Linked DNA regions of Homo sapiens: region 2 is linked to region 1. A link is a contact called in ENCODE Hi-C or POLR2A ChIA-PET data. All regions are on one chromosome and are shown on one strand. Each heading gives the region's core, a stretch centred on a gene start or an enhancer-like site at or near the end of the contact. The rest is flanking DNA. Distances are from core to core; before and after follow the strand shown. Region 1 overlaps GALNT7 (polypeptide N-acetylgalactosaminyltransferase 7). Region 2 overlaps GALNT7 (polypeptide N-acetylgalactosaminyltransferase 7).

What was found. A loop is a pair of places that touch in the nucleus more often than their neighbours do. ChIA-PET counts read pairs that join two places held with the same protein, here RNA polymerase II (POLR2A). Pooled maps may share reads with other maps.
Region 2: a loop to region 1 is called in a map of PC-9, with 6 times the contacts of the local background. The contact joins two enhancer-like sites. A Hi-C loop is called at or near these places in 11 of 168 maps with a recorded cell type or tissue (A673, B cell, Calu3 and 8 more), 13 of 37 single-sample maps with no recorded cell type and 11 of 50 pooled maps. POLR2A ChIA-PET finds 5 or more read pairs at or near these places in 4 of 52 experiments (MCF 10A, PC-9, Panc1 and 1 more).

The regions. Positions count from the first base shown.
Region 1 is chr4:173,208,888-173,211,684 of GRCh38, reverse strand. The region is part of intron 1 of GALNT7 (polypeptide N-acetylgalactosaminyltransferase 7); the gene reads right to left. Among named protein-coding and RNA genes, the nearest start is that of GALNT7-DT, 41 kb to the right of the region's middle. Within about 2 kb of position 1,429, at least 7 of the 41 ENCODE cell types and tissues checked have a DNase peak (open chromatin) inside an H3K27ac peak, as active enhancers do.
Region 2 is chr4:173,250,937-173,253,733 of GRCh38, reverse strand. The region is part of intron 2 of GALNT7 (polypeptide N-acetylgalactosaminyltransferase 7); the gene reads right to left. Among named protein-coding and RNA genes, the nearest start is that of MIR548T, 16 kb to the left of the region's middle. Within about 2 kb of position 1,338, at least 6 of the 41 ENCODE cell types and tissues checked have a DNase peak (open chromatin) inside an H3K27ac peak, as active enhancers do.

The sequences.
Region 1 (2,797 bases), core at 180-2,679:
AATGTGTGTGTGTGTGCACACGTGCTCGTGCACACATGTGCAGGTAGGATATTTTACATTAAATTTCCTGATAATCTAAAGAGTAACTTGAAACTCCCTTTTGTTGCTGACTCTTGTTATTGAACAAATCTGTGTATAATATTAGTCTACATTCTTATCCTATATGTTAGAAATGATGAGGCAAAAAGGACACCAGATTTGTGAATGGAAGACTGAGGTCTGTATCATTACTCTCTGTGGGAAAGCTGTTTGATCACACAGGACGTGTTTAGTCATAGGTAGACTGAAGAAGCTGGATCATCTTAGTGGTTTTTAATTAAATGTACTTGTCAATATCACCTATGTACCTTTCTCAAGACACACATGCCCAGGCTCACACAGAGCAGAGATTTTTACCTTAACAGATCTAGTGAGGGTACAGGCAGGAATGCATATTTAGAAAAAGCTTCCAGGTGATTCTGAACATGCATCCCTAGATAAGAACTTCTAGATGTGGTTATTTCCAATATAAAGTCACTAGTAAAATCACTCAGAATTTGGAGGTAAAGTGATTTCATATGTAGCTATTGAGTACTTGAGATGTGGCTGGCCCAAATTGAGATGTACTGGAAGTATAAAATACACATCAGATATCAAATGGAAAAAAAAAAGAATGTAAGGCATCTCAATATTTTTTAAGATTGATTACACGCTGATACATTCTTTTGAATACACTAGCTTAAATGTTAAAATTAATTTCACCTGGGTTTTTAAAGCTATTTTTAATATGGCTACTAGAAAATTTACAATTATAAATGTGACTTGCATTTATTTTTCCACTTGATAGCACTGAAATAGAATTTTAATAAAGTATCTTCTACAAAAGATATTTAATATTTAACATTTTAATTTTTTTGTTGCAGAATCAAAAAGAAGGATGGGACAAAAATCAGCAAACGTAAAAGGAAAAAGTAGGCCAGGCATGGTGGCTCACCCCTGCAATCCTAGTACGCTGCGAGGCCGAGGTGGGCGGATCGCTTGAGCCCAGAGTTCCAGACCAGCTTGGGCAACGTGGTGAAACCCCGTGTCTACAAAAAAAAAAATTTAGCCTGTAGTCCCAGCTGCTTGGGAGGCCGAGGCAGGTGGATCGCTAGGACTCGGGAGGCGGCAGCTGCAGTGAGCCAAAATGGCGCCATCTCACTTCAGCCTGGGCGACAGAGCAAGACCCTGTTTCCAAAAAAAAAGGAAAATAAAAAAGTAGTAAAAGAGATTTTCTGTTCTCCCTGGCTTTTGATAGAGATTTGTGCAAAAGTGCAAAGGTGACCATTTTTCAGTTAGCTCTAAGTATGTTTAGGAAAGAGTCAATGACGGTAAATTTCCGACGGATGAAATTCCATCTGCCTCAAACACAGGCTCTGTGCCCACAGAGACTCCGAAGCATAGGTTTCTTGGCATCCTTCCCGCCAGGAAACAAGTACTCATTCTTCTGGCTGGAGCCAGTTATGTTGATGCTGCAATGTTTCTAGGTAAGCATAATTAAATAAGTATTTCTTTTTTTTTTTTTCTTTTTTTGAGACGGAGTCTCGCTCTGTTGCCCAGGCTGGAGTGCAGTGGCACGATCTCAGGTCACTGCAACCTCGGCCTCCCGGGTTCAAGCGATTTCTCCTGCCTCGGCTTCCTGAGTAGCTGGGAGTATAGGCACGCACCTCTACCCCCAGCTAATTTTTGTATTTTTAGTAGAGACGGGGTTTCACCATGTTGCTCAGGCTGGTCTGGAACTCCTGACCTCGTGATCCACCTGCCTCGGCCTCCCAAAGTGTTGCAATTACAGGCGTCAGCCACTGCACCCAGCCATGAGTGTTTCGTAAATTGCTAGGTGCCTAATTCTGCCTGAGCACAAAGGCACCTGAGGTCACAAACTTTGTGCTGGCACCCGGAAAGGAAGGCAGGCAGGCGAAGGATAGACTGGCAGGTAGGGTGGGAAAGAGGGAGCCTGACGAAATGGCCTGAAGGCCATCTACACATTCCTGAGGGAGGCAGTGATGGAGGCTGGGTCAGATGCCAGAGATTAGGAGATCAGATTGGGTGACTGGGAGGTACTAGCAGGTGTCAGGTAGTGGAAGGAGACGTGAAATGTTGAGAGTGAAATCTGGCTAAGTGACAATTTTCCTTTTGGCTCCAAGTAACTACACAAATGTCAGTGAAGGTATATGTTCACAGATCAGAGAAGACTAGAATTATTGGCATGTACTGCATTCTCCAGTCCTAGACCTAAAAGCAAGTGAATACAAAACCTGGGTGGAACAGGGAACTAGTATTACACAGAAGTTTTACTCTTTCTGCCTAGCTAGAAAGAAATACTGACGAAGAGCTAAGACGTGGGCTGACCAAGGCAGCCTCATTCAAACGTGTATACTACAGTAAACTCCTTTTGCAGCAGGGAAGAGAGAATACAACATCAGCTAAAAACATTTTGATAAAGAACAATGATGTCGGGGGATGGTGGTGAAGACCTGCCCTCCAGATATTAAAATTCTGAAATGGCAATAATTAAAAGTTTGGCACCAGTGTGCATCAGAGACAGGTTAAAGAAGCAAAGCTCAGCAACGGGCACAAATATATGTAAGAATTCAGTACTTCAAAACTTTGTATTATTTAATAAATGATACTGAGTAGTTGGCTAACCATTTGAACAAAAGATGAATCTCTAAACTATTCTACCCACCAAAATAAATTCTAGAAATGAACAAAGATTTCAAAGTAAGAAGTAATTCACAAAAGTACTAAAGAAAACATAATCTTAAATTGGAGAAAGACT
Region 2 (2,797 bases), core at 89-2,588, 42 kb before region 1:
TGTTCTATCCTAACCAGCCTCTTTCTGTTAATGGCACCACTCCTCTTTGTGTTACTGAGCTTCAAAGCCTTGGATTTATCTTTGATTTCCCCTTCCACTCCATCACCTCCCAAGGCCTACTGCTTCTAACTCTTTTGTTCTCTTACACTGAATCTCCTTTTTCTGGTTCTATAACCTCCACTGGAGTTCCCACTCAAATGCCACTAACCCTCTAACAGGCCTCCACCCCCTAATCTACTCTAACACCTCTACTAGTTTGAAATCCCCAAAGTTCTCTTTATAAACCTTCAGTGGGTCTTCCCAAATACCAGATTCAATGTAGACTCTGTGAATGGCATGTAGTCTTCCAATGCCCTACTATCTTCCCAGCTGTATTTCCCTCCACATACCTCCAGATCCAAGTAAACCGCACTACATGCTCATGTCTTCTACTACATGTTCAAGTGCCCTCTTCCTGAAGGCACCCTACTCATCCTTCAGGGTCTTCCCTAGTATCCCCCTCAGAAAAGAAAACTATCTTTTACTTTTCTTTGAGATGGGCTCTCACTCTATCACTCAGGCTGGAGTGCAGTGGTGTGATCTCGGCTCACTGCAACCTCTGCCTCCTAGGCTCAAGGGATCCTCTCACCTCAGCCTCCCAAGTAGAAGAGACCAGAGGGATGCGCCAACACGCCCAGCTGATTTTTTTGTATTTTTGGTAGAGATGGGGTTTTACCATGTTGCCCAGGCTGGTCTCGAACTCCTGGACTCATGCGATCAGCCCACCTCAGCCTCTGAAAGTGCTGGGATTACAGGCATGAGCCACCATGCCTGGCAAAGTATCCTTTTCTGACTCCCCTGTAACTTGACCTCTCACTCCTCTGAACCACATTATTAAAATACCTTTCTAATGGTTCTTACATTCTGCCTTACATTATGGCATTCTTTCCTTTCTCCCTAGTGGTAGATGGTGAGCCCCTTGAAGGCAGGGACAGTGCATTACATATTAGAGATACTCAATATCTGTTGAACTGTGAAGAAAATCATATTTGTATTTTATAGAAAAAAGTGTGAAGGCAGGTGAAGTCATTCTTGGCTCAAGTCTTTAAAAAAGAAGCAGGCCTCCAGTTCACTCAAAATACTGTTACTCACCCTTTTAACACGCAATCAACAGCCAATAAATTACTCAGTCAGTGAATGTAATTCAAAGCTATCACATACAGAAGTGTGAGTCATGCCAGCAGCTGGACAGTTCTCTCCTGCTTCTAGGGAAGAGAACATTCATCTACAAAGACTACACAACAGCCGCAAGAACGAACAAGCTAACCACAGTGTCAGATGTCACAGCTGGACAAACAGCCCAAGCCTGGTCTCTAAGCTATGCAGGTGCCTCATTTCTATGACAGACAGAGGCAGGAGAACAAGGCTGTTAGGGCCTGTGTTCTGAAGCGGCAAAAAGCCAGCCACAGCAAGCCAGCTTCTGAGGGGCTCCAAGCACATTCCCCATGAGGGATGAGGATGAGGAAGGGTGCATCCTCATGTGCACAATATGGATGTGCGATATGTTTTCAATATGTTGCTAGTAAAAGCAGACAAGTGCTAATATGCATATTAGGTAATATGCAACACTTAGGCGATTTTTATTCATGGTTGGTTATTATTTTAGAGAAAAATTCCAAAGATTGTCCACATTCTAAAGTATAAATAATTTTACTTAGAAAAGTATGTTATACTCTACACTGAATTGTAAGTGTTCAAAAAGGAATGAAGCCTATCTCATTTTTTTTAAGTGGGAGAAAGAATCCAGTTTAAAAAATAATTTGGATTCAGTTTAAAAAAGTTTCTGGGATTTATTATATTTGGGCATTTTGAAATATTAAAAAATGACTTTTATCACTAGTATAGGATTTCAAAGAGAGGCTTAGGAGCATTTACTAAAATAGATTTGGGCCTTTTAATTTTACTGGAGACACAATATTTACAGAAATAATACACAAAAACATGCAATGTCCTATTTCTAGGCACTGCTCCAGTTGTGCCAGAGGAAAGAACACGGGACAGAACTGGCTATGCAAGGCATGGAAGAAGGAAAGAAAGGAGACAGGAAGGAAACTGCGGGGTGCAAGGAGGACTCAGAGATGCGAGGTTCCCATGGAAATCAGTGTGTCTGAAATTTTCAAAGGAAATGAAGGCTTTAGCATCATGGAAGGTACTAGTAGAAGCAAGAGGATGTAGACAAGGCAATGTGTGACATTTATGTTTTCCAAAAAGCAACAGAGCCTATCAAAGCTAAATAGTAACTGAAAACATTCGAATGTTGACAACAAGGTAAGGAAGAAAATACCATAGCAGTAAAAACAGCTAATAATACTCAGGTTTCTAACCAACAGGCTAATAAAAGACTTTTTGTAGTCAATTATGTCATTTTAATTCTAATGCTAATCCTGAGAGATTGGTATGGTTAGATCTGTCTTAACGTTTAGGTAACTGAGGGTTAGAGAGGACAAGTAACTGGTCAAAGATCTCACATCTAGTGATGGCATCAAGGTTTGAACCCTGGCTGATTTCATTCACACGTTCATTCATTCTCGACAGATATTTACCAACTGGGTACTACTACTGAGTTCCTACTTGTCAGTTACTAGGCTTACAAATAGGCATAGTTCTTGCTCTTAGGAACTTATCTAATGAGAAAGGCAGCCAATAAACAACTTAATAAACCAATATCTAATTATAAAATTTGATAGATACCATGAAGAAAATGGCTAAAGAGAAGTAATAGAGAATAAAGTGGGGCCTTAGCAAATTAGACAGCATG